3 separate regions of the Homo sapiens genome follow, and all the other regions are linked to region 2. A link is a loop called in an ENCODE intact Hi-C map of the cell type or tissue named here. Cell type or tissue: OCI-LY7. All regions are shown on one strand. Links, peaks and the distances in the headings refer to the core of each region. The heading gives the core; the rest is flanking DNA. Region 1 overlaps SERINC5 (serine incorporator 5). Region 2 overlaps MTX3 (metaxin 3). Region 3 overlaps LOC105379048 (a long non-coding RNA gene).

Evidence for each region. A loop is a pair of places that touch in the nucleus more often than their neighbours do. Peaks named below come from ENCODE experiments on the same cell type or tissue, not always from the same donor. Only the 100,000 strongest peaks of a DNase experiment are listed, where the experiment ranks them.
Region 1: a loop joins it to region 2, with 6 times the contacts of the local background. A loop is called at or near these places in 3 of 110 quality-filtered maps.
Region 3: a loop joins it to region 2, with 4 times the contacts of the local background. A loop is called at or near these places in 7 of 110 quality-filtered maps.

What each region holds. Positions count from the first base shown.
Region 1 is chr5:80,175,195-80,186,000 of GRCh38, reverse strand. It overlaps SERINC5 (serine incorporator 5), which reads left to right. Exons shown (of 12, transcript NM_001174072.3): 3 at 7,937-8,115; 4 at 8,604-8,686. Among named protein-coding and RNA genes, the nearest start is that of SERINC5, 75 kb to the left of the region's middle. RefSeq lists enhancers at 1-403, 2,048-2,868 and silencers at 1,380-1,674, 1,940-2,234. In OCI-LY7, for the core only: no CTCF peak of the experiment used is centred there; DNase peaks (open chromatin) are centred at 2,059, 2,530, 4,170, 4,580 and 4 weaker places; H3K4me3 peaks cover 4,372 bases; H3K27ac peaks cover 6,116 bases.
Region 2 is chr5:79,974,899-79,985,470 of GRCh38, reverse strand. MTX3 (metaxin 3) reads left to right here. Exons shown (of 9, transcript NM_001363818.2): 9 at 1,677-8,755. The coding sequence ends at 1,787. It overlaps LOC105379048 (a long non-coding RNA gene), which reads right to left. Exons shown (of 3, transcript XR_948500.3): 3 at 9,770-9,834. Among named protein-coding and RNA genes, the nearest start is that of MTX3, 11 kb to the left of the region's middle. In OCI-LY7, for the core only: no CTCF peak of the experiment used is centred there; DNase peaks (open chromatin) are centred at 3,120, 3,500 and 4,240; H3K4me3 peaks cover 2,896 bases; H3K27ac peaks cover 5,793 bases.
Region 3 is chr5:79,882,232-79,893,037 of GRCh38, reverse strand. The region is part of intron 1 of LOC105379048 (a long non-coding RNA gene); the gene reads right to left. Among named protein-coding and RNA genes, the nearest start is that of LINC01455, 49 kb to the left of the region's middle. In OCI-LY7, for the core only: no CTCF peak of the experiment used is centred there; DNase peaks (open chromatin) are centred at 2,497, 5,927, 6,397, 6,857 and 1 weaker place; H3K4me3 peaks cover 2,067 bases; H3K27ac peaks cover 6,683 bases.

The DNA.
Region 1 (10,806 bases), core at 1,134-9,133, 200 kb before region 2:
ATCATGTAATGTACCTGAGTCTCTTCCCCGAAATTATTTTTATATAATGTCAGGCCTCTGAGCCCAAGCCAAGCTATCGCATCCCCTGTGACTTGCAGGTATATGCCCAGATGGCCTGAAGTAACTGAAGAATCACAAAAGAAGTGAATGTGCCCTGCCCCGCCTTAACTGATGACATTCCACCACAAAAGAAGTGTAAATGGCCGGTCCTTGCCTTAAGTGATGACATTACCTTGTGAAAGTCCTTTTCCTGACTCATCCGGGGTCAAAAAGCTCCCCCACTGAGCACCTTGCGACTCCCATTCCTGCCCACCAGAGAACGAACCCCCTTTGACTGTAATTTTCCTTTACCTGCCCAAATCTTATAAAACGGCCCCACCCTTATCTCCCTTTGCTGACTCTCTTTTCGGACTCAGCCCGCCTGCACCCAGGTGATTAAAAGCTTTTATTGCTCACACAAGCCTGTTTGGTGGTCCCTTCACACGGACGCGCATGAAATATAACATAATAGTGCTTTAGAATTAAAGAAGTTAACTTAATGACTACTATGGGTTAGGAACCGTGGTAAGCACTTCACAGGTGTTATCTGATGTAATTCTCAGGCAACTCCATGAAATGGGTGTCGGTATTGTTTCATTTTACAGATGGCACAACTGAGGCTCAGGGTGTGTATGTGTGTAGCTAGCTCAAGTTAGCAGTGGAGTTAGGAATGGAAGTCTTATGAGCTGTTTATTCTTACTTGATAGTTTGTGGCTTTGAGTTTGGTTGCTTTGAGGGTTGGAGGGAAACGCCTTGTTCTCAGGGGTCTGTATAGAAACAACATACAGCCTGCATGCGGTGGCTCACGCATGTAATCCCTGCACTTTGGGAGGCCGAGGCAGGCAGATCACCTGAGGTTAGGAGTTTGAAACCAGCCTGGCCAACATGACAAAACCCCATCTACTAAAAATACAAAAATTAGCTGGGCATAGTGGTGTATGCCTGTAATCCCAGCTACTTGGGAGGCTGAGACAGGAGAATCGCTTGAACCTGGGAGGCAGAGGTTGCAGTGAACCGAGATTGCGCCACTGCACTCCAGCCTGGGCAACAGAGCAAGACTGCATCAAAAAAAAGAAACAACATACAGTGTGTGAGCCTGGCTTAAGTGCCCTGTCCTTGGGTGCCCAGAGCCAGACTTAAGAGGTAACACCCTTAGCAGGCACATTCCTTTCACCCTGTGGTGTGGAATTTGTATGTGATGTATTTTTTCTTTTTCCAAAAATGGGGTGGACTTTGGAACAGCAAATATTTAATCGGAGCAAATTCCCCTTGCCAGAATCCTGCTAGCTTGTTCACCTTGGAGGTTCTTTGCCCAAAAATACTTACCACATACTGAAAACTAAATGTGCTAAGTCACCCACAGAGTATAAAGGAGGTCTTGATTAGGATTTGGAGCAGGGGGGTTGTTTACCTGTTTTTGATGAATATACAGTGTCAATGTACTCACCCTGTGATGAGCCTTAAAGGGCCCTGGCCGCATTCCAGATTCTGGAGTAAGCAAACAAGGGAGGGGATTTGTTGGGGATGGTGGCTCAGCCTGCTGCTGTTAGCATTCTCCTTGAAATGGATTTTGGAGGAAGAAAAAAGAGGTAGGGAGGCAGAGAAGGTCTAAAGGTGAAAGATGGGCTGGTATAGATGAAAGAGGTGCTAATGTGCATGTGTTATGGGGAAGATGTGGTTCAGGAATTAGAGTTGCTGATGGAGTAGAAGAGAGAAGGTGGGGAAGAAAATAATTTAGGGAATGTTTTAGAGCAATAAATCCTGTGTAAATGAAACAGCCTAATGAATGAAGTGGTATGGCTTCTCCATGAATGTAGCTTTTAGAGATTCAAAGCAATATTACCTCCTCGTTACTGGCACTACTCATACAGGTGTAACTTTTGTTTTGGGTTAGACTCTCTGAAACATTCATTTTTGTGTGTGTCCCCTACCATATTTCAGCACCTGAAAATTTTAACCATGCTGTTTCATCACTCATGTTTAAACACAGCTAAAAATTGAGGTTCCTCCAGAAAGCACCTGTGTGACTGACTTCTCATTACCCGCCTGCGGGTGCTTCCTTTCATGCGCGTCGGTGTGAAGAGACCACCAAACAGGCTTTGTGTGAGCAACATGGCTGTTTATTTCACCTGGGTGCAGGCGGGCTGAGTCCGAAAAGAGAGTCAGCGAAGGGAGATAGGGGTGGGGCCGTTTTATAGGATTTAGGAAGGTAATGGAAAATTACAGTCAAAGGGGGTTGTTCTCTGGTGGGCAGGGGCGGGGGTCACAAGGTGCTCAGTGGGGGAGCTTCTGAGCCAGGAGAAGGAAATTCACAGGGTTAATCACTCAGTTAAGGTGGGGCAGGAACAAATCACAATGGTGGAATGTCATCAGTTAAGGCAGAGCAGGGCCTTTTCACTTCTTTTGTGATTCTTCAGTTACTTCAGGCCATCTGGGCGTATACGTGCAAGTCACAGGGGATACGTGCAAGTCACAGGGGATGAGATGGCTTGGCTTAGGCTCAGAGGCCTGACACTTCCTGTATCCAGCCCCAATTGCTGTTCTAAAGCAATTTCCAGACCAGACTGTTCTCGCTGGGATACCCCTTGGTGATGCCCTAAGGTGTTAAAGAGCAAACTCCTGCTTTGTTCTTCACTTCTGCTGTCTGTCCTCTGCCCTCCACCCTCCCTCCACCCCAAACGGCAATGCCATAAAAAAAGAAGAAAACAAAACAGCTTTGTCTCATTCTTGTGCTTCATTCTTGTCATCTGTGCTCTCCTGCCAATTGTGAGCTCTACCTGCAGAATCTCTGGTTTCTCTGCCTGGGGTTACCTTCTTCACCTGTTCCCAGTGGCCTTCAAACTTGTCCCCTTGCCTCAAGTCTGTACCCTTTCACCACGTCTTCCACTTTGTAGCCAAAGGTGTTCTAGCTTCAGTAGTGCTTTTCCCCTTGCTTACAGGATGGGGGCCTGACTGCTAAGTCTGGCATGCACCTGGCCCTTCCCAGCAAGACCTTGCCTTTGTAGAGAAGGGAAAAATGGCTTCCTTCCACTCTTCTAGGTTCTTTCTCTGGAAGCAAATTAAATTGACATAAGACCAATTACAGGAGAAAAAGCAATTTTAAAAAGGGTCAGATAGGCTGGGCATGGTGGTTCACGCCTGTAATCCCAGAACTTTGGGAGGCTGAAGTGGGCGGATCATTTGAGGCCAGGAGTTCAAGACCAGCCTGGCCAACATGGTGAAACCCCATCTCTACTAAAAATACAAAAATTAGCCAGGCGTGGTGGCAGGCGCCTGTAATCCCAGCTACTCTGGAGGCTGAGGCAGGAGAATCACTTGAACCTGGGAGGCAGAGGTTGCAGTGAGGCGAGATTGCGCCACTGCACTCCAGCCTGGGCAACAGAGGTCTCAATTAAAAAAAAGCGGAGGGGGGGGGGGCGGTCAGATGATAGAAGCTTATGGCATGTTGAGCTACAGAGAGGAATAGGGGCTTGGGGCCTCTGGGAGTTGCTGGCAACACGTAATGGGAGAGTGAGGGGAAGAAATGTATGGTGAATAAACGTCTGATACACTTTACTAATGTAGATTTCCTCTACAGATGTAAATTTTTTGTATAAAACAGCAGCTTTGCAGAGCTACTCCTGTGTCTTCAGCTTCTCAGAATAACGAGCTTGAAATACGCAAAGAAGAATGTTTTAGGGTGGCATATCTTGGTTTTTGTGAGTGACGCCAAGGTCAGAGGTAACCAGGTCCACGAACATTTGTGTCTTTCCATAATGTTGGACTTAACTGATGCTATTTCAGTTACAAAAGCCACCAGCTATGTGGAGTTCCCAGGGAGCCAATTCTTCTTAGTACTTCTCATCCACTCATTAGATCTGCAGGCACACAGGTTCCAGCCTCTGCACCAGCCAGTCAGTATTGCAAACCGTACACAATCGTATACTCTGTCAATATATAAATGTTACTGATTAAACATTGTGCAACAAACAAAATAACATTTAACATTAAGAGAAAGGGAATAGGAAAAGGGTTAATGAAGTAGTCCAGGGAGAGCAATAAAGAAAAAAAGAATTTCCTGGTCTGGGCTGGTTAATCTGGTTGGTTGTGCAAGAAACAGTCTTTGATGTGGGCAGAGCCTTCGGGGCAGATGCCAGGTGCTTGTCACGAGTTAGAACCGTACCTACCCTTTTTATGGCCACAGAGTCCTCCAGTGAGGACTGATAGTTGAAGACTGTGCTTGTTTATCTACTTATCTGGTTGGATGCAGTCTTTATCAAGCAAAACATCTTGTCTCTGTTGTGACAAAATGGTGTAAAAAAAAAGTCATAAAAAATGTACAGTTTTAGGAATTTGCTGAAAACAAAATGTTGGCTATTTCCTCATGAAGTCTTTCACATGTCTTCATGAAAATGGAGCTGGCCAGGTACAGTGGCTGACACCTGTAATCCCAGCACTTTGGGAGGCTGAGGCAGGTGGATTGCTTGAGTCTAGGAGTTCGAGACCAGTTTGGTCAACATGGTGAAACACCAACTGTACACACACACACACACACACACACACACAAAATTAGCTGAGCTTGGTGGTGCATGCCTGTAGTCCTAGCTACTCAGGAAGCTGAGGTAGGAGGATGGCTTGAGCCCTGGAGGCGACGGTTGCAGTGAGCCAAGATTGCGCCACTGCACTCCAGCCTGGGTACAGAGTGAGACCCTGTCTCAAAAAGGAGTGGGGAGAAAATGGAACTCTTTGTTTGTTTGTGTAAAGGAAAATAAACCCTCTCAGGACTGCCCAAACTCTTTATGCCAAATGGAAACTTAAGACTGGAGAGACAGTCACGTGACACTGCTGCTGTCCCCTCGCACCTTGCCCCCCTGCCCAGTAGATAGCTGCGACTTCCCAACCTTGTGTCAAAGCGCTATGCATTAGCCACACCCCTGGAGAAGGCAGAAGGCCTCGTGCATCCCGGATGACTGCCCTCAAATTGCTCATAAGTAAATTCTCTGCTGGTCCCTAAACCTTTCAAGATGTGTATCTTCCCATAAAAAAGGACATGTCAGCTGTAACTTTAGGTCTGCAATCTAAGTCTAGCTCCCTGTCCACGGAATTGCAGTCTGTTACATTTCACACTGACAATGCCCATTACAAGCTTATCTTCCCAGGTGCAGAACAAAGACAGGACAGCAGTCATTTCTCTGCCTACCCTGAGACTACATAATTAACTCTTCCTTTACTCCCTTTTTGAATGTTTATCATATCTCTTTTATAGCGGAGTTTACTGGGCACTAGTTAAAATCTCAGGAGAATGTTGCATTTGCCTCACCACCTGCCCCCTTTTCCTGCATGCCTTCTCCCCTTTAAAGAAATGGGTAAATACCGAGCAACCTCTTTGGGAGCGCCAGCCACAGAGGATTCTGTGATTTGTGTGTTTCTCAGCAGCCCCTCAAGCTCTGGCTTAATTATTCCCCATTGAGACTCTTGCCTCAGTCTCTCATTTGGGTTGACATTTGTTTATGGAAATCGTGATAGCCACAGATATTATTGTTTCTTCAGTATCTTTTTCTGGAGAAGAAACTGTAAATTATCTTCTTTATCACACTTTCCTTTTACCTTCAGTTTTGTGCTATTTTTTCTCTGTGATACTTTATTTTTCTTATGAATAATAGTTATAATGTGATTTATTTTCTGTTCAGAAGAGTGTTCAACTTTGATGTTGATAAGAAGCAAGTTTTTATGACTGACCAAATCCTTATTTTATGACATTACTAGGAATGTGCTGCTTGTTCTCATTGTGTAAGATTTTAATTATTCTGATAATGAAACTGATTATTTCATGTGGAAGTCTTCTAATTTGGCTAGAATAAGCTATTGTCAACATTTATCAGAAGATTAAGACCCACTAATAAAGAGCTCCAGTGGATCAAGAAAATACCCAATTAACAGCCAATTCAGAGAAAAAAAACAGATGGCCATAAACTTGAGAAAAGATGCTGAATCTCACTAGTAATAAGGAAGATGTACCTTAAAACAGGATATTGGGTTTTTGCCTTTAAATTAGATGTCCAAGTTGGGAAATGTGCAATCTCAGATATTACTGGTAGGATGTAAATTGGTACAGCCTTTGAAAGTATGATTTAACTCATCTTGAAGTTTAAAAATGTAGATACTGGTTGAATATTCCTAATCCAAACATCTGAAATGTGAAATACTCTAAAATTTGAAACTTTTAAAGTGCCAACATGATACTCAAAGGCAATGCTCACTGAAGCATTCTGGATTTTTTTGGATTAGGGAACCTTAGCCAGTAATATAGTGTAAATATTCCAAATTCTGAAAGACTTCTGGTCCCAAGCATTTTGGATAAGGGACATTCAACCTGACTACTTGACCTACTAATTCCATTTCTAGCTCAGGTGTCTGTCCTACATAAATAATGGCACAGGTGCAGTGAGGCATGAACAGCAGTATTTATTGAATTAGTGTTTGTGATAATAAAAAACAAGTACAAAAAATAAAATTTAAAAACCCTCCCCAACAAAAAATTAAGATCAGTGTGAGAATGGTTATTGATTTTGATCAAGCCTTTTTACAGTATAAGATAGTGATGAAAAAGAATGTGATGGGATTTTGCGTATTAATAGAGAAAGACTCTTCATGGCTTATTGTTTATTTTTGTTTTCTTTTTTTGGGACAGAGTCTCACTCTGTTGCCCAGGCTAGAGTGCAGTGTCACGATCTCGGCTCGCTGCAACCTCTGCCTCCCAGGTTCAAGCAGTTCTCCTGCCTCAGCCTCCCTAGTAGCTGGGATTACAGGCACGAGCCACCACACCGGGCTCATTATTGTATTTTTAGTAGAGACAGGGTTTCACATGTTGGCCAGGCTGGTCTCAAACTCCCGACCTCAGGTGATCCACCCACCTCGGCCTCCCAAAGTGCTGGGATTACAGGCATGAGCCACCGTGTCTGGCCCAGCTTATTGTTAATTGGGAAAAAATATTGCAGAACATTACATACAATCTTTTATTTTAAAAAGCTGTTTTAATATATTTATTATATGCATAGTATGATATGAGTGTATGTATGTGTGTTGTGTATGTATATGTATATGTGAGTGTGTTGTATATATGTATACACACACATTTATGTATGTGAATTAATACAAATACTCTACCCACCAATTGTTTACTCTTCTGAGGGAGAGGAGTGACATTTTGGGTGGATAGTAAAAGAAGTCTCTGATTTTTTATTTGTATATATGTATACATATCAACAAAAATATATCCATGTATTGAAATGGGATTTTAGGCCAGGTGCAGTGGTTCATACCTATGATGATCCCAGCACTTTGGGATGCGAAGACAGGTGGATTGCTTGAGCTCAGGAGTTCAAGACCAGTCTGGGCAACATGACAAAACCCCATCTCTACAAAAAAAAAAAAAAAAAAAAAAATACAAAAATTAGCTGGGCATGGTGGTGCGTGCCTGTAGTCCCAGCTAATTGGGAGGCTGAGGCAGGAAGATTACCTGAGCCTGGAAGATCGAGGCTGCAGTGAGTTGTGATTGTGCCACTAAACTCTAGGCCGGGCAACAGAGCCAGAGAGACCTTGTCTTGGGGTCGGGGGTGGGGTGGGGGTGGGGGTGGGGGCGGTTAAAAAAAAGGTAATTTTTGTAAAATCTGATGTTGGATTTCAGAAGTCATTTGGGGCAAGTAAAGGCTGAGTGTTACTTTATGATCACTGTATCTTTAAAAAAGATTCAGAGAAAATTAGAAAAATATCTCTTTAGAAGATAGATCCTCAGTCTGTTTCTTTATGCACACGATCCATTTCCACAGTGGATGTTGTGGTTGGCTGCATGAACACTCCGTGACAGTCCACCTCTCACTCAGTTGTAACAGATGACTTTTCTAAACTTTCTCCTCAGATTCCTTTTTTTGAAGATATGTGTAAAGGCATTAAAGCTGGTGACACCTGTGAGAAGCTGGTGGGATATTCTGCCGTGTATAGAGTCTGTTTTGGAATGGCTTGTTTCTTCTTTATCTTCTGTCTACTGACCTTGAAAATCAACAACAGCAAAAGTTGTAGAGCTCATATTCACAATGGGTAAGTATTTTAGTCTTCTTGGGGATTGCTTTCTCCTTTCTTATGTTCAGGACAGTAGTCCAGGATCCCATCTGCCCACCAGACACTGTGACTGCCCTTCTTCTAGTTGAAATTGTTGATTTAGGGGAAGGTGGAATTGATACTTACCCACATGGTTGCCTCAAAGGTAGAATCTTATTTGTAACACCTGGTACCATGATGCGAAATTTACTCAAGACAAAGAGTTTATTTCTTGTTCCAAGACCTTCCCCCAGGTCATTTCCACCCCTGCAATGAAATGGTGTTTTGCACAACTGGAGGCTGCACTGAGTCTGCCTAATTATGGGAAAAAGCATTCTTCAAGTCACCTAGTTACTTCCCCTTGATTAGGAGAGAACATTGGCCAATGGCAGAATCATGGATTGACATGCTGTACCTTCTACGAGGTCCTTTGTCCTTCTTGAATGTCATTTAAATACATTTCCTCTTTTTTTTCCCCCCACTTCTAGCTTTTGGTTCTTTAAACTTCTGCTGTTGGGGGCCATGTGCTCAGGAGCTTTCTTCATTCCAGATCAGGACACCTTTCTGAACGGTACTAATGGGGTATTTTGGGTATCTGTTTATTTTGTTTTTACCCATTTTGTCAAATTGCTCAGAAGCGCAGTCCAAAGTACCTCTGATAGTTAGAATTACTGATTTTCTTTTGGCTTCAAAAGAAATTCCTGACTTACCTGCCCATACTTTTTCCATCATTGCCTATCTACCTCCCCTCTTCTCACCACCGCATCCCACTTCCAGGTAGGGTGTAAGAGGACTCTGATACTCTGCTGGCCTGGGAGACCTTGTTCTTTCCAAGCACTGCACAGAAAACCCAGCAACAGGGAGCGCAGGGCTGTCAGCAGCTAAATGTCTGCTGCAGCGATAGTGGGACAGGAAAAGCATCTTTCAGTCTGTTATTAAACTTACCGTATGTGAAGCTCTGTAGCATTGAATTATATTCTTTATTGTTAGAACCTGCTTTAATTCATTAATATGAAGCCTTTAATCATAGCTGAAACAGGGCGCCCTTTTTCATATGAGCTGAGGGAAAAACCTGAATTTCAGTGGTTCAGAGCATTTTGTTCAACCCAAATGGATTCACTTTCCTAAGTAAGGTATTAAAAACATTTAGGCCAGGCGTGGTAGCTCACACCTGTAATCCTAGCACTTTGGGAGGCTGAGGTGGGTGGATCACTTGAGGCCAGGAGTTCGTCTGAGACCAGCCTGGCCAACATGGCGAAACCTCATCTCTACTAAAAAATATAAAAATTAGCCAGGCATGGTGGTGTGTGCCTGTAATCCCAGCTACTCAGGAGGCTGAGACATGAGAATTGCTTGAACCTGGGAGGCAGAGGTTGCAGTGAGCCGAGATTGCACCACTGTACTCCAGCCTGGGCGACAGAGTGAGACTTTGTCTCAAAAACAAAACTAAACTAAACATTTAGATTGTGTCAGTTTATAAGGAACAGCCATAATCCTTCATATAGTTATGTATCAGGGCCTAGCTAGTTGTTTAAGGTCATACTTGTTTTTCATGTACTCCCTAAGTCTTGCTGTTACCTAAAATACTGTTAAAAGTTTTAAAATTCTCTACAGAGATCCTTTTATGTATTAGAATGTATATTTGGAGGGAGAAGAGACCTAGAAACCCTCTGGTCCAGCTCAGTCTTTTTTTTGTTTTTCGAGACAGAGTCAGAGTCTCGCTCTGTTGCCCAGGTTAGAGTGCAGTGGCACGATCTCGCCTCACTGCAGCCTCTGCCTCACGGGTTCAAGCAATTCTTCTGCCTCAGCCTCCCGAGTAGCTGGGACTATAGGCACGCACCACCACGCCTGGCTAATTTTTGTATTTTTAGTAGAGACGGGGTTTCACCATATTGGCCAGTCTGGTCTCAAACTCCTGACCTTGTGATCCGCCCCCTCTTGGCCTCCCAAAGTGCTGGGATTTACAGGTGTGAGCCACTGCGGCCGGCCAAGCTCAGTCCTTTTTTTTTTTTTTTTTTTTTTGAGACCAAGTCTCGCTCTGTCACCCAGGCTGGAGTGCAGTGGTGCAATCTCAGCTCACTGTGACCTCCACCTCACAGGTTCAAGTGATTCTCCTGCCTCAGCCTCCTGAGTAGATGGGATTACAGGCACCCGCCACTATGCCTGGAGTTTTTTTTTAAGTAGAGTCAGGGTTTCACCATGTAGGCCAGGCTGGTTTCCGACTCCTGACCTCAAGTGATCCCCCTGCCTCAGCCTCCCAAAGTGCTAGGATTGCAGGCATGAGCCACTGTGCCCAGCCCCAGCTCAGTGATTTTTATAGACAAATTGGAACCCATGTGATGTGACTTATTCAAGGTTATAGCGTCTTTGTGGCAGAGCCAGAAGTCGAACCGAGTCCTTGTCCCCTGTCTGAACCTTGTTTCTTTACTGGTCATTGTTGACTTTTTACCCAATAAAATTTGAACCTTTGATTTTCCTGGCAATATGTGTTTGCTTTTAAGTTGTGGGTCATTATGGATTTTATGAATTAGGGCATCTATTAGGGTACCTGGCAGATGTAGTGTGGAGGATAAGCTTGGATATTTCAGGGTCAGACTGCCTGTGTTCAGATCCCAACTATACCATTTATTGACTGAGATGTTGTCAACCTACATAGATTCTCAATTTTTCTCTTCTGTAAAGTGAGTGACA
Region 2 (10,572 bases), core at 71-8,070:
TTTATAGAGTTTGTTTTTCAGAAAACTGTTTAAATATACTTTCACTAAAGTTGTATGTAACATAGTGTTTTGAAGCCAACAGTGGCCTGATTGGGGAAAGATCAGATAAGAGTATTGGGTTTACTTTTGCCACACAGTTAGTACCCTTTAAGCTAGGAAATCCAAAAGATTTGCTTTAAAAAAACAAAGCGGCCGGGCGCGGTGGGTCACTCCTGTAATCCCAGCTCTTTGGGAGGCCGAGGCGGGCAGATCATGAGGTCATGAGATCGAGACCATCCTGGCTTATACGGCGAAACCCCGTCTCTACTAAAAATACAAAAAATTAGCCGGGCATGGTGGCGGGCGCCTGTAGTCCCAGCTACTCAGGAGGCTGAGGCAGGAGAATGGCATGAACCCGGGAGGCGGAGCTTGCAGTGAGCTGAGATCGTGCCACTGCACTCCAGCCTGGGCAACGGAGCGAGACTCCATCAGAAAAAACACAAAAAAAAACAAAGCAAAAACACTTCTTGCTTGTGTGTCTGCCTCTCTGTCTCTTAATGTTTCTTAAGATTGTAAGCACTGGGCTTATCCTTTCTTATTAACAGCACCGTGTTCTTTTCTTCTTTCCACATGAAAGTTTTATTTTTTTCTCCTTCTTGTTCTTCTCTGCTCTAGATATAGTTTATAGTTTTTTCACCAGTGTAGATATTTTGCCACTTGGGGTGTTCTTTTCATGAGAGAAACATTGAGGAACTGGGTAGGGGAGAGAACCAACAAAGGAAATTTCAAGTGTGATTCTACTAGGAAAAATACAAAGAGGTTACATATTTTTTCCCCTGTAACTGATAAGCTTGCTTTTTTTTTTTTTCCTGATACAAATAGTAATACTTACTATTTTACAAACTCATAGGGCAATGAGGCCTGATGACACTGGCTAACAGTTTTTGAGGTCCACCACTGTGTTATTTGAGCTTGATGTGGGTTACCTCATTTAGAAGTGATCCAGTGTTTGGAAAACCACTGGATTACATTTAAAGAATTTATCTTTCTTTTTGCCTAATGTACTAGCTTCCTTTGGTCTACATATTCTCAGTTTTAAAAAGCTGGTCTTTTTTGATTGGAATACAGGTCATTTTCATTGAGGTAAAGAAGTATAGTTGAAAGAATAATAGTTTTGGAATCAGAAGACCTGGGTTCAAGTTTCAGCTCTCATACTAGCTTGTGACGTGGGGCAAATCACTTAACCTTACAGAGTCTCGTTTTGCTCATCTGTACAACAGAGAAGGTCTGTGTCTGCCTTTTCTTCATAGCGTATCGGGAAGATCAAATAAGATACTGTACGTGAACATAGTTTGCAAACTGGAGCTTAGTGTAACAGTACCGCTTTTACACTTACTATCAGAAGACCTCTTTAAGTTATGGTTGAGTTCAGTAGAATATTTATTTTGTGGAATTAACTATAATTCTGTGAAGGTATCAGGAATGAGCCACGTTGCTTTTTACAGAAACTGAGTCAGCTGGTATTTGAGGTATGACATTTAGAATTCTTGAGATTATTTGTAAGAAAAAGGTTTCTCTAGCAGCCCAGGAAACATATGGTTCTGTACTCTTCTAGGCTATAGTTTGGATGGGGAGGCCACAGTCCACATAAGCGGTGCCACAGCATTAGTCAGATGTATCTTTTGTACTTTCTACAGATGGATGACAATCTTCGCCAAAGCCCTCAGCTTCCTCCTCGGAAACTGCCAACACTTAAATTGACTCCAGCAGAAGAAGAAAATAATTCCTTCCAACGGCTTTCGCCCTGAGAGTAGTCATGGTTTGTGGCCAAAGTCAAACGATTGTTGCAGTAATCTCTTACACCAAGTGTGTGAAGGCAAAAAGAAGATACCATAATAGGTATTAAGGAAGACTCTAAACCAAAAGGAACTTTCTATGCCATCTATTTTTACTATTATTATTAGGAAGCTTGTATTCTAGCTTGGCACTGCATTTTTAATAACAAAGAGAATGCTAAATGAACTTGGTTGGGGGGGCGGGGAAGAAAAACACATCGTACTGTATACAAAGAACTGCCTTAATCATGGCAGATTTTTGCCTTTGGTTCACATGTTGCTGACCAAAGGCTACAATTCTGTTCTGAATGTGCACTCCTAATTTATTTGATTTAATTTATTCAATTTATTAACTTAGTTTTCTTAGACCAGGCTGAATACCTAATATGTGGCTTTTTGGCTGAGGCTTTTTACTTCTGTTTAGAAATTTGATGCCTATTTTAGGAACCAGAAAAAGATAAATTGCTTCAGTAGAAGAGACCATATTTAACTTTAAAAAGTGAGGAGGAATGTGCTTTTTAATTATGCTCTCATAAGTCTAATCTTTTGGGGGTTTAGTAGCACATAGATAAATATTAAAGGTGGTTACATATAATAACATCTGATAATACTCATTTCAGTATAACATTGGTCTTTGCTGATGTGTTCGATATAGGTTAGGAAGAGTTCTTTTAGTTTACTTGGGCAAATGTGGCAGTTTTAGACCTATGTCTTTGTAGTACATCTTCAGTTGTCTTTCTTGTATTAATTCCAGAAGAAGTGAATGTACTGGTTATCGTTACTATGCTAGGCTGTAAAATTCTTACTGAAATTGCCCACTTGTTAGACACTACTCAGGAGGAGCCCATGGCCAGGGTAGTAGAAATACTGTGCATCTGGTCCAAGTTTTCTATGCTTGGCTCATATTCTTTCATAAGATGCATATTCTTTCATAAGATGCATATCATGTAGTCAAAAGCTTTCTGACAACCAATTATTTTTCATATGTTTCACTTATAGTCGAAGAATACAAAGGAACAATCAGAAATAGCAGCTTTTAATGAATATTTTCTATTTATTGGTTGCTGAACTGTTAAGGGATTTGCTGTGTGGTAATTTTACTTATAATAGAAACTTGCTTATTTTAGTGGTTGAGGTGCTTCTGTTGTCCTAAAACTACTTCTGAGGTTTTTAAAATGTAGAACCATGTTTTTGATTAGTGTCTTAAAAGATTACTGTGGTGCTCAGCAAATCTTATCAAGTCGTGCAGGAACCCATATGTTAAGAAAATGAGCTTTGTAGTCAAAAGACTCATCTAATTTGAGCTGAGTGGAGCTCAGCTGTGTTTGACCCACATCCTCCCAATTTGTTCTGTATTTAGGTAGTTATTTATACAAGAGTCTTTAAGTCATTCTAAATATTTTTTCTTGAAAGTTTTAACTAAGTGAGAAATAAGGTAGTCTTCAAAATCTTGGTCATCTGTTTGGATGAGGGAAAGTACCTCATGAGTTGCACATTACTTCTACAACAGGGTGTGTGTGTGTGTGTTTGTGTGTGTCAGTCATCTTCAAAGGCAGATTATTAGATTCCAGCAATCTGAAATCTATTATTCCAGCAGTCTGAAACCTAAATATGTTATATTGGAAATCATGACTGTGAGACTTTATTGTCCTCTAGGATGGATGTATATTGGAGAAGGGTGGTTAGCACATTCATCAGACATCTGCTTATGCTGTGGTCAAGGCCAGTCATTTTTAATTTATATCAGATTTATATCAGACCCTCCAAAAAGTATTTGAAATATATTACAGTTATAACGTACAAGTACATTACATGTATATTACAAGTATATTACATGTAAAACAGGACAATTTAAAAATTTTAAATTTTAAAGAATTAAAAATTTTAAAAATTTAAATTAAAAAAATTAAAAATTTATAGAACCATATCAACACTGACAGATTCTAAAATTAAGTAGTAAATTTAACTCCAAGTTTCTCCATGGGCAAAGTCAAAAGATAATGCTAGGTTATGTCAATTTTTCTTTTCAACAAAACTGCTAATGTCTATTAGGAAGAAAAATGTGTTTAAAGTTTTACAGGAACGTGGAGCTCATGTTCTTCTGATATGTAGACTTTGATAAAGAAGCATACTGTAATGTTTTATGAACTGAAATTTTAATCAAAAGAGGTCATTTTAGAATAACAAGTATTATTCTTTTTTAGTAGAGGGAATGACTGTCAATATGATTTATTTGTTTTTGTGTCATCCCTACTTTGAACTGCTGTTAGCCTTACATTCTCACTATAGTCCATAATGCTTCCAGATCACCTTTTCTAAGATGCAACATGTGAGTTTAGTGAGAGTTTATATGTTGGGTTACTTAGTTGAGCTATTTATGTATAAGTAAATGAGATGACAGGAAGCTGTAACTGAGCACAAAGTACTTTAGGGAGCAGCCACACATACAGGAAGCTCTTAGAAAAGAACTTTTTTTTTTTTTTGAGACAGAGTTTCACTCTTGTTGCCCAGGCTGGAGTGCAGTAGCGCAGTCTCGGCTCACTGCAACCTCTACCTCCTGGGTTCAAGCAAGTCTCCTGTCTCAGCCTCCCAAGTAGCTGGGATTACAGGCATGTGCCACCATGCCCAGCTAATTTTGTTTTTTTTTTAGTCGAGACGGGGTTTCACCATGTTGCTCAGGCTGGTCTTGAACTCCTGACCTCAAGTGATTCACCTGCCTCGGCCTCCCAAAGTGCTGGGATTACAGGCGTGAGCCACTGCGCCCGGCCAAAAAGAACATTTTGTCAATCTGAACAGAGCACAGAACATTTTTTCAGACTGAACAGACTGTTGGACCAGCCTGTCATGATATGTTTTAGATAAAGTTTGAGTGAGTTCATTGGGATAAATGGTCCACAATCTTAAACAGAATACTGTGAGCCAATGCCTTTTGGAAGTAATGGTGGAGGATAATATGATTAAAGGGAACATGCTTGTGTTTATTTTTGTTGGTAGTATATGATTAGAAAAACTAGATAATTCCCATAAGATGAAGATCTTCCATGAACAAACTACCATCAATCATCCATCAGATTGATTTTTTTTTTTTTTTTAAGTAACACTAAAGAAGCTGTAAAGAACATTGAAGGTGGTCATTCCTTCAAAACTGTGTTTTGACCACACAAGGTGGGCATTAACAAACCAAATTTCAACTTAAGTTTGTTTGTATTATATTGGGGGTGCTGCGAGACTGGAGATTTTATAAAAGCAAGCATTTTTATTTCCATTTATAATTTCTATTCAATATTGCTAGATATATTAACATGAAGGAATGGGGAAGCTTATTTCAATCAAAGCTAAAATTTTCAGAAGTCTGTAAAAATGGAAAAACACCATTGAAAGAGGCAGAAACAGGTAAGGGGGATAGTATCTTAGAAAACCTGTTGGTTAAGGCAGCTGCATGTGATAAAAGTGGTACTTGAACTTGGTAGTGTTTCCTTAGAACCTCCTCCAAAAATATGCATTTACCAGGCTTGTTACAATTTTTTGACAGTTTTTCATCAACTGTCAAAAACTTCAACCCTTTTAAAACCTAGATATAAATGCTTACATGTAAAGAAAGGAAGCTAAGCAGTGGGTACCTGGGATCTCTCTGAACTATTTTTATAACTTCTTGTGAGTCTTAAGTATTTCAAAATAAAAGTGGTTTTAAAGTAAATTCATAGATTAAATGTATCATTATCTATATATAAACCATGATTTAAAACTTTAATTTTCTAAACATAGTATTCAACTTAGTTGAATAAATATATGATAGAAGTTAAATAGAATTTTTATTTCATTCTTAAGAAAAACTCATGTTTGTAACAAATGATATCTAAAGATCTATTTTGCCTTACCAGAAAAGAAAAAAAAAACCCTAAAACCAAAAACTCCTTTTCCCTAGGAAGTCAAAAATGCTGTGATTTAAAATATCTAATTATATTTTTTTCTTTCTATGGTAGTGGGGTTTACTTCTGAGGATAAAATATTTTGAAAAAGCTCTGTCCCTTGACATGGTAGTTCTCCCGTGCCTTGTACTTGTTCTCTCTCCATATGCACAGTGTGACAAGATGCTCACCTTTAATGAAGAAGGTGTAGCTTTTCGTTTTAAGCTGTAATTGTCTTTGTCTTGATTTGGCTATTTTTATAACTGAAATCCTGAGCAACAGAGATAATTTGGGTGGTAATGATCATCTTTTGTATATGTTCTTGATGTTAAGAAATATTTTTTGCTGCCATTCAGCTTTGTGGAATTTATGTTTACTTTTCAATATTTTCATATTTCTTAACCAGATTTTAAAGAAATTTGTTGTTAGTTACGTGAAATCAAAGGTCAGGTCAGTAAGCCCATTATCCTCAAACTTGAAGTTTCGTTGGATGTTCAAAATGCTAATTTTTGCAGAGATATAAGGATAAATTAGTTTTAGTTTGTGTTCTTAAGGGTTTGCAAAATAATTTGGCTCCCAAACTCTTGTTGGGGTGTAGTGTTTGCTAGGAGCCCAGGATACCTGCCCTGGACTTAAATTGTGATTGAAGTGGAGAGGTACTCTAGGAATTTAAAAAGACACAAAATTATTTTTTTCCAGACTAGTGTGCCATGGATTTCTGATAAGAATTAACATTCTTGAACAAAGGTATCAGAAAGGGTAACTCGAGTTGAAGGTTTGTGAATAGAAGGGGAAATGTGATAGAAGATTATTCAGAACAAAATAAGTAGACAAAATAACAAAAGACAGGAAAATAAGTCTCTTTGTATCCTTATTAATCATTTGAAATTATGCTATAATATTTTTTAAAACTCACCTGTTTGGTTCTGGGTGAAGCAGTTCCTGAAGGAGTGTTTTGTCAGAATATATTGTTAGGAGAATAGAGGGTTCTGTGGCCAAGTAAGTTTGGGAAATAGTGGGTTAGACAAAGTTGAGTTACTGTTGGCCTTTCAGACCTTTGATACGCTAATGTGCATTTTAAATCTCCAAGAAGCACCTCTATTTTATACATCATTTCCCTAATTTATTTTAATATGGATTTCTTGTTTTTGTTTTCTTGAGACGGAGTCTTGGTCTTGTCACCCAGGCTGGAGTGCAGTGGCACGATCTCGGCTCACTACAACCTCCGCCTCCCAGGTTCAAGCGATTCTCCTGCCTCAGCCTCCCAATTTACTGGGATTACAGGCACCTGCCACCACGCCCAGCTAATTTTTGTATTTTTAGTAGAGATGGGGTTTCACCATGTTGACCAGGCTGATTTTGAACTCCTGACCTCAGGTGATTCTGCCCGCCTCACCCTCCCACAGTGCTGGAATTATAGGTATGAGCCACTGTCCCCGGCCAGATTTTTTTAAAAGTAGGTATCTTGTGGGATTTATGTTCTGAGAGATACACCTAAGGAAATGCTGCCCTACAGTGTTTTTGCTAGTTCATACTCATTACAAAGGTTTCTTGTTGTTGGGTGCCCCTCTAGCCAGTGGTAGTAAAATGGGAAGAGACAGGTCAAGACTCCCTTGGACCATGGCATTGAGAGAGGGATGGCTGTCGGCATAGATATGTTGGTTATTTAGGCATTTGTGAGGGAGGCCCCTGGCTCTTCCAGCCTGTTTCCTTAGGATCCCAGTTGGCCGGGAACAGCTGTACAAGGGTCTGCTGAACTGGTGGTTTCAGCAGACTACCCAGTTCCTAAGCATCCATGAGACAGAGGGAACCAACTTGTATTTCCAGAACAATTTTCCAAACCTTTTCTGGCTGTACTTTAAAAGTGCCAAAAAGGCAATGGGTGTTTATGACACTAAAGTCACATACAAGCTAGTATGATACATACATCATAGAAAGCTTATAGTTGCTCAGTGACAAAGCAAAGGAAGTTTAATATTTTCCAGTTTTGTTCATTACCGAAGACAGTCTACGGTTCATAGTTTTCACTAAATTCTAAGCAGATTCTATATCCTAAAACATTTAAACCTCACTAGGCCTGCAATTTTGAGAGGGTTAGCTAAATATGTTTGGTATCACTTCAGAGTCTAAAACCAGATTACTAATCGTGTGTAAGGAGGCATTTTGTGTGTCTTTGCAATGTATACAATTGGATTATTTGGAACACCATTTTGAATGTGTATTTGAGAGAAAGCTCGCCTGTGGGTTTTGAGTTGTGGTGTAATGGTGAACATGTAGCCACGTGAAAGGCCGTTGGATCTTTGTTCTGATTCTTCAGTCGTCTTCTTGCAAATTCAGAGAAATGTCTTTTAATCATTTCGTTTACATATCCCAGATCCTTGGAAATCATGAAAAATAACTTGCCAGAGTTTGCATCAGCCCTCAGTAAGTCATGAACCATAGAGAAGGTCATGGGGCCATTTATTCTTTGGACCACTGGCTACTTCTGAAGTTCTGGCTTCCTTCTCTCTAGGAGGAGTCGTGTATTCAAGCTTTTAAGTTAAATGCATAAAAATGAGTTTTACTTCTCTTCTGACTTGATTTTTAATTTTATGAAATGGGAAATAATGTTTTTCCATTTTTCTGTTCATTTTGAAGTGGGAATTTGAGGTGTTTGTAATGTCATGTTACTGTTCTGAAAGATTGACAGTAAAGAAGACAAGAAATATATGTATGTAGTATGCATATTAGTTTTGTCCCACCAAGCCTATCTTTGAATGGCAAACATTTTAAAAACATCTGTTCTAGTTGCACAACTACTCTAGCTTCTTTATAAAGTAAACAATCTTAAAGTAAGCAATGTTGGCCATAATTTCAATATTCTAGCCTTGCCGAGTGTGAATATATTTTACTCAGAGACTATGTACAAATACACTAAAGTGGTGATGGTGATCAATATTGTAAAGAATTTATTCTGATAAATGAGAAACTGGATATAATGTCAAAATAGCTATTTTCTCAATAAAAATCTCAAATCTCCTGACTGCTTATGAATTCTCGATTTAATGTTATTTATTCTTTGAGGTAAATCTTTTCATCGCGAAGAATTTTTTGCTGGTTGAATGTGGTTGTTCAGGGCTGGGACTGAGCTATAGACATAGTGGGTTTTTAAAAAATGTCCATTCTTTTTTTTTTTTTTTGAGACAGAGTTTTGCTCTTATCACCCAGGCTGGAGTGCAATGGTGTGAACTCGGCTCACTGCAACCTTCGCCACCTGGGTTCAAGCAATTCTCCTGCCTTAGCCTCCCAAGTAGCTGGGATTACAGGCACCTGCCACCTTACCCGGCTAAATTTTTTTTTTTTTTTTTTGGTATTTTTTTTTTTTTTTTTAAGTAGAGACGGGGTTTCACCATGTTGGCCAGGCTGGTCTTGAACTCCTGACCTCAGGTGATCCACCCGTCTCGGTCTCCCAGAGTGCTGGGATTACAGGCGTGAGCCACCGTGCCTGGCCAGAAAATGTCCATTCTTTCTGTTATGTGTTGAGACCACTTGTGCTCTGGCCACTCCAGGCTAAGGGAGGTTAGAGGCCTGTTCTCTAGGCCACTGGTTTGTGTAGGACCTCAGATGCTCACACAACTTTGCAGGGTTATAGTTCTCTCATCCCTTCAGCTCTGTAAGTTTCTTGTAAATTATACCTTTTGCTCACCCAGATAGTATAGTGATAGTCCATTGTAATTGAATGGAAGATTTAACTGAGAAAAATAATGTAATTTTAGTTGGAGGGAAGATATTCAGGTTTTTTTACTGCTTCGTTTATGGGACAAAGTATATGGTTCTAGAGAACCCTGTCATTTATAGCTGTAGGTTAAATAAGGGCAAGTTCCCTGAGAGAATGGGTGTCTTTGCTAGTAGATTTTTTTAAAATTGAGTTGTAATTTACATATAGTAAAATGCATAGGCCTTCCAAGTAGAACTGTGTAGGTATGTAAGTACTTTTCTCACATGAGAAGCAAGCTACATCTTTGTCGATACTCCTTTCCCCAAAGAACACAAATCTTAATTACTTACGCACTTTGGGTTCCAGGTGAAAGCCCTTGGGTGGATTGAGGTGGTGAGTAATGATCACTTGCTTGCTGCAAGAGAACAGAAAAGAGGAGTTGCTGTTGTGGAATAATGGAATTATTTGCGGAAAGACAACTATTTAGAGTCACAAAGCTGCGAACCATATGACAAAGAGTTTCAAAAATGTTGGTTCTTAATTGCTCATCTCAGAGGTTTGACTTTCGTCTGAGACTATCTGGGGAACTCAGAAACTCCTGGATGTCCATACTGATCTCCTTCAGTGGACGGTAGGCTACAACACAAGGTGCTCTCTTTCCTTTGCTGCAGATAGCAGCTATTGGTGAGAAAACTCTTAAGTTTTGCCATGTTGGGATCTTGTCTTCAGTGAGTCTCCATAGCAGAAAGATCACTAAGTGCTGCACATTATGTTTGAGACAAATGTAAGAGAATGAAAAGCAAATGGTGGTGAAGAAATGTCAGGTTTTATCTTACTTAAGATCATCCTGTAGTTAAGTTCCTAGCTGTAGAACAAAGGAGAAACTGGTCTCTTCCTGACCAGTCAAGGGCTTCAGGAGAAAAAATGAGAAACCATGGTCCCTCTCCAGGTATATGAGTCAGCCTCCTGGAATGCTTTAGACATTTGTGACTAAGAAATGAAGACAGCTGTGCCTCATCAAAGACATTTCTAATTTCCAGTGCAGCCAACTCAAGGCTCCAAAACTTGTGCTTTTCCAAGTGGAAGAGAAGCTATTATATTTATCCTGCGTTTTGCGTGAGTGGAAAGAACAGGGGAACTTTAGCATGTATAA
Region 3 (10,806 bases), core at 1,211-9,210, 94 kb after region 2:
CCTTCCAGAAATTTTCCCACCAGTTACATGCGTTAAATCTTTTTGCTTTGATTATCGAGAACGGTTTTTCTTTTCCTCATTGGATACTGACTGATATGCTTATTTATTATATGTATTGCTTGTATTCATTTCCTATTACTGTCATAGCACATTACCACACACTTAGCAGTTCAAAACAACAGAGATTTATTATCTTATTGTTCTATTGGTCAAAAGTCTGGTGGGCTCAGCTGCTTTCTCTGGCTAGAGTCTCTCAAAGCCAAAGTCAAGGTGTTGGCAGGGCTGCCTTCATTTCTGGAGGCTCTAGGGGAGAATCTGTCTTCTTGCTTATGCAGATTGCTGGCAGAATTTAGTTCCTTGTGATTGATAGACTCAGGTTCCTGTTTCCTTGTTGGCATTCCCAGTTTCCAGAGGCCACTCATATTCCTTGGCTCATGGCTCCTTCCTTCATCTTCTAAGCCAGCAACAGTAGGTCAAGTACCCCTCATGCTTCAAATCTTTCCTGCCTCTTCTTCCATCCCATGTCTCTGACTGATTCTTCTGCTTTCTTCTTCCACTTCCAAGGGCCCATGTGATTACACTGAGCCCAACTGGATAACCCACGATACTTTCCCCATCTCAAGGTTCATAACATTAATCATAGCTGCAAAGTCCTTTTTGCCATCCAGTGTAACATATTCACAGGTTCTGGGGATCAGGACATGAACATATTTTGGGAGCCATTATTCTGCCAACCACATTGTTTATAATCTGTCCCCCCCTTGCTAGAAAATTGCCTTCAGAGAGCTTGTTTCATTCACTGACGCATCCCAAGTGTCTAGAACAGTGCCTAGCATAAAGTGGATAATAAATATTCATTGAATTGAATGAATGAGGCTTTAAGGGTCCAAAAACCTAAGTTGAAATTTTAGTTTTGCCACTGATACCTTTTAGTCTCATTTCTTCATATATAAAATAGAGTTAATTATACCTACTTCTTGGGCATATATGTTGTTGATGATGATATTAGATAACACAGTTGACACTTGAACAACTCAAGTTTGAACTGTGCAAGTCTACTTACAGCAGCTTTTCTCCAACTAAACATGAATGGAAATTACAGCATTCCTGGGATGTGAAACCCATGTATGGGGAGGGCTGACTTTTCCTATATGCTTGTTCTGCAGGGCTGACTGCGGGACTTGAGTATGCTTGGATTTGATTATACACGGGGTTCTGGAATCAATCCCCTGTGTATACTGAAGGATGACTGCATTCATATAACAGATACACACATTTAAAATTTATGAATGTGTTTTTCTCATTTTGCATTCACCCCGTTCATTCAGAGATGCATCACAGAGAGTTGGGAGTATTACAAAAGGAAACCAAAGAGGAAGTGGGAGGTTATATGTAGTTTTTGACATCCAAAGTAGGACTTTGGAGAGGGAAGGGGGATCACAGAAGAAGAAACTTTAAACTTTTTTAAAAAGGAAAAAAATTCAAATTTTGTTTGTTGCTCATCCAGAACAAGTCTAACTGACAGGATTATAAAGTTTCTTTCAAAGTGTAGAGCAGACTCCCTTTCCATCATTATGGCTGAGCTGTGAGGCTTGGCTTAGAGGCTTCGGAAGGAAAGAGGCTAGAACACAGGAGAAGTTCACAGGAGATAGGAAAATGAAGGAGGAATTCTGCCCTTCTCTGATGGAATGACAAAGACGACGAGAGACAACAAGAGGGCAAAGAGGTCATGTATGAGGAACTGCAAGGCTGGGGAGGCAAATACCATTTGCCTCAGACAGTTTGGCTGGGCCACCAAGTCTCTAGGACAGAGCTGTTCAGTAGAAATCTAATGTGAACCATATATGTAATTTTAACTTTTCTGCTGGCCACGTTTTTAAAGCAAAAAGAAACAGGCGATGCTTAGCTGCAGGAATTGTTGGGAAAGAAGCATTTCCCTGTTCCAGTTTCTAAAGCGGAGGCTGGCAATGTGGAAGAGGATTAGGAATGAGCTGCCCTACTGGTGACATCTAGAAAGAACCACTTCGTGGGGTTGACGTGAACCACTAGTCCTTCATTAGGGAAGCAAGCTGTGGTCTGATCCTTTTGGTTGTTTCTTTTTGTAGCATGTGCAAGTATATTAGATTCAGTGGTTTCAAGGTTTCAAGATACAGATATGTCCTTAGGTTATTTCCACAAATGAGGGTTAATTATTATATAAGGCTACTTAGGAAAATAAAGGAGACAGAAAGTTGTCTCAGGCCACGTGGTCAGGCCTCCATGGAAACAAAAACATGGTCCAGGAAGTGGTTGTAGCCCCATTACTCCAGTAGTAGCTCTGGTGACACTGCCACAACAGTATCTGGTTGGCGACTCTTCAGAATTGGGCATCTGCAGATCCCTGCTCTGGGGCTCCACCATGACAATGATGCATATATTTTGCCTCTGCACCTGCTGCTCCTGACTTTACCAACAGACTTTCTCTGTGTGTCCATATTGAATGCCCTGACAGAGCATCTGGTTGGACAGCCTTCACCATCCAGCTGGTGGAGTTCTTGCTCAAGGTCACCTTCAGGCTCTGGCTAATCCAACAATAGCTTCCTTGTTCTATTAATGTGACGGGGTCATGGGTCATGTACCATCACTCTTGGTCACCCTCAGAAGGAGACTACGGGTGAGGCAGGCTCCCTAAGGCTTTGCAGAAGAGGTAATGAACCAATGGCTAGTCCTGGCTCCCTGGTTCTAGGCCATCTGCTGAGCCAGGCCAATCTGGCCATTTTTTTTTTTTTTATTGCAGCTGCTTTACCATTTACAAAGAGTTATTCATCTAGCTTCATTGGCTCAAGGTTAAAGCCCTAAAAGCTTTCTGCTTTAACTGCTCAGATTGCCAGAAAACTAGGACAAATAAATAAATTAACAAAAAGCCTACTAAAAGAAGGAAAAAAAGAAGAAATAGGCCAGGCGTGGTAGTTTATATCTGTAATCCAAGCACTTTGGGAGACTGAGGAAGGAGATTTGCTTGAGCCCAGGAGTTAGAGCCTGCAGTAAGCTATGATGGCAACTCTGCACTCTGGCTGGGACAACAGAGCAAGATCATGTCTCTAAAAAAGAAAGAAATCTAAAAAAGAAAGATAAAATCAATAATGTATTTTATCTAACTCAATATATCCAAAATATTATCATTTCAACATGCAATCAATAGAAAAAATTAATGAGATATTTTACTTTTGGGGGGGTCAGTCTTTGAAATCTGATGTGTATTTGGTGCAGCACATCTCAATTCAGACTAACCTCTTTTCAACTGCATAAAGAAATTTCTAGAACTCCTGCAAGCCATATGTAGACTATATATTGAATGATGAAACTTTAAGGGAAGCCTCCCCTATGGCCACATCCAGTACAGTATAAATGGTAGCCAGAGGAGGAGCAGAGAGGTGGCAATGTTCCTGATTTCCCATAGTTACATATGATATGCAGGGGTTCTAGAAGTTTCCCTGTGCTTCCATGAGGGGACAGGTGAAGATGAGAGGGCTGGTTTGCTGGCCGAGTCCTGCAGTCAAGACAGAGTAAACCCTGTATATGTGGACTTCATGACTGAAGGTGAACGTCAAGGACCATGGACTCCAGTGATGGATGCCAGTGCATCATTGCAAAGGCCTGACAACTCAGAGGTCACCTGCCCAGGATCTGGATCAGACAAGTCACAGTGCATCAGAAGCCGATGAGGATCCAGAGCAGGGCCCGAGGTGAGTACAAATGCAGCCCCAGCCTGCTTCTATCTCTTCTCAACCCCAACTTTGTCTGGAAGGTTTGCACAGGCACATAGACCCCCCAGGCTGCAGGTCCAGGCTCCTTCACCCCAATCCCATTCTGCTACAGCTTCTCCTTGGCCACCTCTTTGGCCTAAGGGTATGCATACTTGTTGTGGGGTCCACCATCAGGAGATAAACCTAAGGAGGAAGCCTGCAGAGGCCCTGAAAGTGCACTGGAGAAGTTGGGAAGGAAGGGATTCCTGTGTCCTGGGTATCCTGAATATGACGCAGTAGTGGAGGTGCAGACTCTGGTGAGCACATCTCCTTGGCTGCCTGGAGACCCTGCCCCTTGGTGTGGGCTGTGACAAGAGAAAAGTCAGAGCAAGAACTGCCCCCGCCTGCCAAGGGCAGCTCTTGCTCAAGCCTAAGGGCAGCATGGCTCCAAGGATTTGAGTCCCTTTTGCTGACACAGCATTGACAACCTTTAGGCCATGATTCCACCCAAAACTCTAAATTTCACCCTAAAGAGGATTGTGGGTGGGAAAGGAGAGCTTGGAAGGTTGAGTACATGCTCTAAAAAGATGGAGTTAAAAGAGTTTAAACTGAAAGAGACTCTGATGCTATAAATTATCAAATTTAAATTCTGTTTTTCTCCTACTATTCAATGACTGAGGAAGAAAGTGAAGATTGTTAGATAAAATCCATTGTGAGAGCAACATTTTCTTTGCATATCTGAGTATAGTGTATAAATTTGGGGGTCCCATGACATATACAAAGTACCATTTGGTAATAACTCAATAAAGTGAGGCAATGATGATGATGATGACTGCAATGCAATTCTGATACTAACTACTTGGCAATTAACATAGACTCCACAGATTCAAGGGCATGAACCCAACAAGACTCTATTCACTTTAGACATCAGCTGTAAGTTCCAGGACTCACAGGCCCTTTGCACTTTTGACCAACTGGGTACAAATTCAGAAGTTTCCACTACCTCTTCAGGGTTGATAATTCAGTAGAGTGACTCACAGAACTTAAAAAAGTGCTATATTTATGACTATAGTTTTATTATAGAGGATACAAGTCAGGACCAGACAAAAGAAAAGACCCATAGGGCAAAGTCTGGAAGGGCTCATATGCAAAACTTCCATGTCCTCAGGATGTGGCACCCTCCTGACACATCAGCGTATCACCAACCAGGAAGCTCAACCCAGCCTTGGTATCCAGAGTTTTTATTGGAGTTTCATTACATAGGCATGGTTGGTTACATCATTTCTGTATGGTTGGAGTCAATCTCTAGCTCCATTCTCCTCCCCAGAGGTGGGGTTGATATCACGCAGCTCAAAGCTTCAACCCTCTCATCACATGGTTAGTCTTTCTAGCATAGACAGATCCCATCCTGAGCCACAGTATTAGCATAAACTAAGATATGGTCTGAGGGGCCCACCATGAATAACAAAGATACTCCTATCACTCAGGAAAATCCAACGACTTAGGTTAGCTCACAGGGACTATGGACAAAGGCCAGCCATGTTCTTTTATATACAACAACAATGATCATGATGATAATGATGTAATTTCTAGTCTACTGAGCTCCTCCCACTTGAGAAACAAAATGCTCTAGCCCAGTTAAATACCCATCTTTTAACAGCATGCTTAAGAAGTAACTCTCATAGTGAAATATGAGGTACGTGTGTGGATCTGCACTTCAAATCCTGCTGTGGTACGGAATGTATTCATGGCCTCAGCATCAGGGAAGAGGCTTCCTGTTGGGTGATCCTCTCCAGTACACACCCTGAAATCTCATCAAGCCATTAATTTCCTTTCCTGTGAACACTTCTCTTGTTAACCCCTGGGCATTTTCCAGTGGAAAATGGAGTTTCTCGCTTTCCCTGGCTCTTGTTTGCAGCCCAGTGAATTAAAACATGAACGAAGTAATTATCGTATTCCATACTGATGGAATACAGGTGGAGGACTGAAAGCAGGGGAATGTCAAGTAGTCCATTTGAGTCCATTGGGACCAGTTGGAGAGAAAGAAAACTGAAAAGGAGAAAGATGCGGAGACGGCAATAGCAGAAGACACAGCATTTAAATAGGAGCCGTCTTAATGAGAATATGTCACCTCAGAGCCAACAGGAAGTCAGCAGATGGGATGCACCTGTCCCTTGAGAGCCTCACGAAGCAAAATTAAGCACCAGAGCCCAGAATGGAAACAGGAAAACCAAATCAAACCCTTCAGATATGCTTCAGCAAATAAACTTTCGGCTCCCAAAACAACAGATGTTGCCCAGATGGGGTGCACCTAACATTTCCCCACACCTCTACATATTCTGAGGCCAAAGCACTATTCAGGGAATCTTACAGCCTGTTTCTTTGGTCATTCTTAGCGTGATTTTCACCACCAACACTCACTCATCCATTTAAATTAAGTTCATGTTGCTTTGGCTATAACAAACAGCTGGAGTTAGGATGGTTCATGTCTATAGACGCTGCTTTGCAAGAGGATGGTAATTTTAACTCAGGTGATGAATTCACCAGGATTTTGGAGGATGAGGAGAAGAAATCTGGTAGAGCCTTTCCCCCAGCTGTTGTTGAAGGCCGGACCCTAGAGCTCTTGGAACAAAGCAGAATTAGTAAGATGGATTGGCTGGCATTTCATGTCAATCACGTAAACCTAATTCAACCCCCAGTACATAGTGCAAATATTTACTGAGCACCTGCCATCTGAGGATGGCAGCTGGTGAGGAAGAGGTCTGTAATGGAGGCTGTTAACCCGTTTATTCAGAACTTCCCTTCTTCCCAAATAAATTTGTGTTAATCGTCTATTTTTATCATGGAAAAACAATTGGGAAGCCTCAATGATATGGGTGGTGGCCTGACTCTGCACTCCCCAGCTGTGGAGTTGCTGTGCCTGGGGCTGCGTGCAGACCTGAGGGGAAAGTGTATTCCAGAAACATTCCATTTTAGTCTCTAAAGGGTGACAGTCCAGGCATAGGTTTATGCTTTCTGAACGGCTGCTTATCAAGACAGAAGCCAACAGTGACATAAGGAGAAAAACTGAAACATAATAAAAGCAATGGGCAAAGCCAGAGCAGAGGCTGAGCACATTCTCCCCACAAGGTTTGCAACTCCTTTACTCCACCTGAACTGCGGGCCTTTGATGAGATCTCTGCAGCTGCAGCAAAGGCTTTCCTTTCCCCGCCACCCTCCCATCTCCACAGCCATTGCAAATGGCACCACTGGCAAACCCTGGATCTTGTTCCTCCCCTGAGAGTTTGCAAAATTACTCTTGAGGGAGGCATGCTGTTCCTGGGCTTTTTGGGTTGCCACTTAGTCACAAAGATCAATGCTGTGACATAACAAAAAATAAGTGGAGGTGGGAGGTGGTCCACAGACTCTGTTGCTATCTCCAGGGGGTTCCCAGAAACATGTTTGAAAGCAAGCTACGGAAAGGGTGGGAAGGACACTTTTTGTTCGTTTAAGAGTTCAGGGTGAAGGGCCTCCAGCCGAGGCCAGATCCACCCCAGGAAAAGATGTGAAGGAAGCAGCCTGACCTCTGTGGCCTCTTCTCTCTTCCCATTCCTCCCACTTTCCCCCATGTCTGTTCCTCTTCCCATTTCCAGAAATTATTTCTCTGGAGAATTGTGTGACTGGTGTGGCTGCAGTATTACCCATCCCAGAAGTACCTGGGGGTGATCTTTTACTTAAGAAAATACCTCCATCCAGTGCATTTTCTGTTTCATTAGGTAATAGGGACATATTTGGGAGCAGGCTGTAGGGAATGGGGATATTTCACCATTTGTTCATTCAACAAATAATTTTTGAGTGCCTATTATAATGTGGACCCTGGTGGGGGCAAGACGGAGGGTTCTTCATGCCCTTTGGTTATTCAACATCAATGCTATGGCTGGTTTCCTCTTAAATTACCTAGGGGCAATATTTCACCACAGTGAATACTGATTTTCTTTCAAAGTCAACGTGTCCTATTCTCAATGAGGAAAGCATTATGGTGTTAAAAAACATTTGCATTTTCCTGGTTCAGATTATATTACAAGGGTCCCAAATTTAGCTGAGAGTGGCTCTACCTGAGTTGTGTGCAGTTGGCTTAAATGTAAATTTCCAGATCTTTTTCCTGAGTTCCATATGCATATCTCCATCTGCCTATTAATCAGCTCTACTCAGATGTCCTACAGGTACCTCAAATTCTTTATGTTCAAAGTCAAACTCACTGTCTTGGAAACCTGCTCTTCCTTCTCCTGTGTGCCCTGACTCACTGAATAGCTTCACCACCTACCTGGTTACCCAAGCCAGCAACCCGGGCATCAGTCTTGAAGATTCTTCCTTGCTCACTCTTTCAAACCAATCACCAAGTCCTGACTATTCTACCACATACAGAAGAATAAAGATTTGCCATGTGTTTGGATCAGAATTGGTCAAAGGCATGTTTTAATTTCAGCACTTTATAAAGAGAAAATTAAACTAGGAAGTTGGGTGCTTTCTGTGTTACATAATACACTGAATGGTAGTTTAGTTAATACAATTACTTCACCTACAATTACACAAATAATTCACTTTCCCATAACAAATATATTTATGACATAGATAAGCAATTTCTCAAAAGAAAGTATTTTCTTATCCTCTAGGGTTATCACAAGGCTTTAAGGGTTATATTTCCAAGAGGCTACATAAAAGCGCTACAAACACTTGGTAAACCCCTTGCTCTTTCTCAGCATAGAGAGGAACTGAAATAATAATTCATGATTCAGAACATGTACATTTTAGTCTTACTTGAGATCTTTGCCTTGCCTGGATTATTTTTTCATTATACTCTGATTATTGCTAAGATGTAAGTGTTCTATAAACTTGTCTTCCTTATCTCGCTGAGATGGGCAATAAATAACATAGCACTTAATTTCTTAAAGTACTTATGTCAACAGGATGACTTTTCTTTCCAGGGATTTTCAGCAAATATCAAGATGACTTAAGACTTCAGTTTTAACCGAGGTTAATAGAAGTTTGAGATGTCTCATTCTTCGGTCCATATTTGTAAAGTTCTCTTGGATCTATTCTACCTCACAGTTTCCATGGTCATTGTGCTAGTTTAGGCTTCATTACAATTGACCCAGAAGACTGACCAACAATCCCTAAAAGGCCCAACGCTTCCAGTCTTGCTACCTTTCCAACCATTCCCCAGCCTGAATGATGTTTCAAATATGTGCAAGCATGCTTTTGTCATTCTTCTGTTTAAAACTATTTATGGGCTTTTGCTAGCTCATGGATGAACTAGAAACTATTTAGAGTGGTACAATAGGCCTTGAAGATTCTGGCCTCTAAGTGAATGCTCTCCACTATTTGTGACATGCTTAAATCAGGCATGTGCAAATTTGGATGGTTCTTGCCATCCATCTGGCCACGAAACTAGTACCCAAACAGGAAATCACTTCCCCCACATCCCTTATCTAGTAGTTGTTATGACTTCTTATAAAAAATTTGAAATACAAAAAAAGTTGTAGGACAATGAATACTCACATACCTACCACATAGATTCAAAAAGTGTTTGCTTTTTGCCATCTTTTCTTTATATACCTATAGTTTTATTGTTTGCTTGCTGAACCATTTGAAAGAAAGCTATAGACATCATGGTTCTTTACCCTTAAATATGTCAGGATTCATTTCTAAAGAATCATAGTGTTCTCCTATTAAACTACATCTGAGTAACTGTTTCGAAACTCTGGAGTCTATTTGAAGGCTTGCAACTTCTACGGGAAGACTTGGGTAGTAAACTGTGATTAATTTTGGTCAATTTCAGCTTTTGGTGTGAGCATCCCTCTGCCACCCCACCACCCCCAGCTTCGTGGCAGGCAGCTGTGCACAGGTTCCAGGAGCATGCATACAGCTTGTGGGAGCCAGGGTGGTCAATGAGGACCCTCTCCTCCAAATATCAAAGATCTGTGCCCTGATTGCTGTTTATGATCATGGAGGTGCTGATATAAGAGAGCGGCCTTATTGCAACCCTCACTGCCATTGTTACAAGCCCCACCTTCTCTGACTGAAGCAACTTCCAGGAGATTTAAAAGACTAGTGCATTTCTCTGCCCCCTTCATTTTTCTTTTTTTACTCCTTTTGGAAGCCAGACATTTAAATATTAGAACATTTAAAGGCAAACACATTTCTAAGAAAATTTAGAAAGCCACTATCATGCCCAGGGAAAGGTACAGGATAGGGGAAGTAGTTCCAAAGCACAGGAGAATTTTATTATTTAAACAGCCAGTACTACTAACCGTGCAGATAAACACAAGTCGAATGTTAACCTCAGAGCCATACTAATGGCTCTGGATGCCATAGGAAGGGCATGGAGAGCCACAATGGTCTTATGAGATCTGATGTGGTTTTGACAGTGTTTTCTGAATACAATATGAAGGACAAATTGAAGGAAGGCAAGAGTGGAGGCAAAGAAACCAGTTGTGATACCTTTCAGGGGTTCAGGTTGGGATATGAGAGATATTTAATGTGTGTAATTCTCAAAACTTGGTGATTAACTAGACGTGGGAGGTAAGGAGAAGGAGTCATCAAGGATGACTCCTAGGTTTCTTGCTTGGGAGTTTAGACAGATTTTAACATGAAATGAAATTTTAAAATGAAAATTTTAGACATTTTTCATGCCCCCACAGAAAATCAGGAGACAGGCATGTTTGGAGAGGGGCTGTGTTCAGTCTGGTGTTGGATATGTTCAGTTTGAAGTACCTAAGACCTATCTAAGCAGAGATCCAGTAGGCAGTTGGAGATATGTGTACCACACAGAAAGAGGCCTGGCTGGAGATGATGATTTTGGAATCCTTACATATTGCTGCATGAAATTGCTGAGAGAGAGAGAATACAGGTGAGAAAGGCATGGGTTTGAGTCCAGAGTAACAACAACATGTAAAGAACAGGTAGAAGATAAGGCAGCACAGGGTTAGGTGGAAAACCAAAATATCACACTCTAACAGAAGGCAGGAGAAAGGTGTGTTGGGCATGGTGAATGGGCACTTAGCATCCTTTCCTACCTTCTCTGCTGTCTATGTTGTCTTCT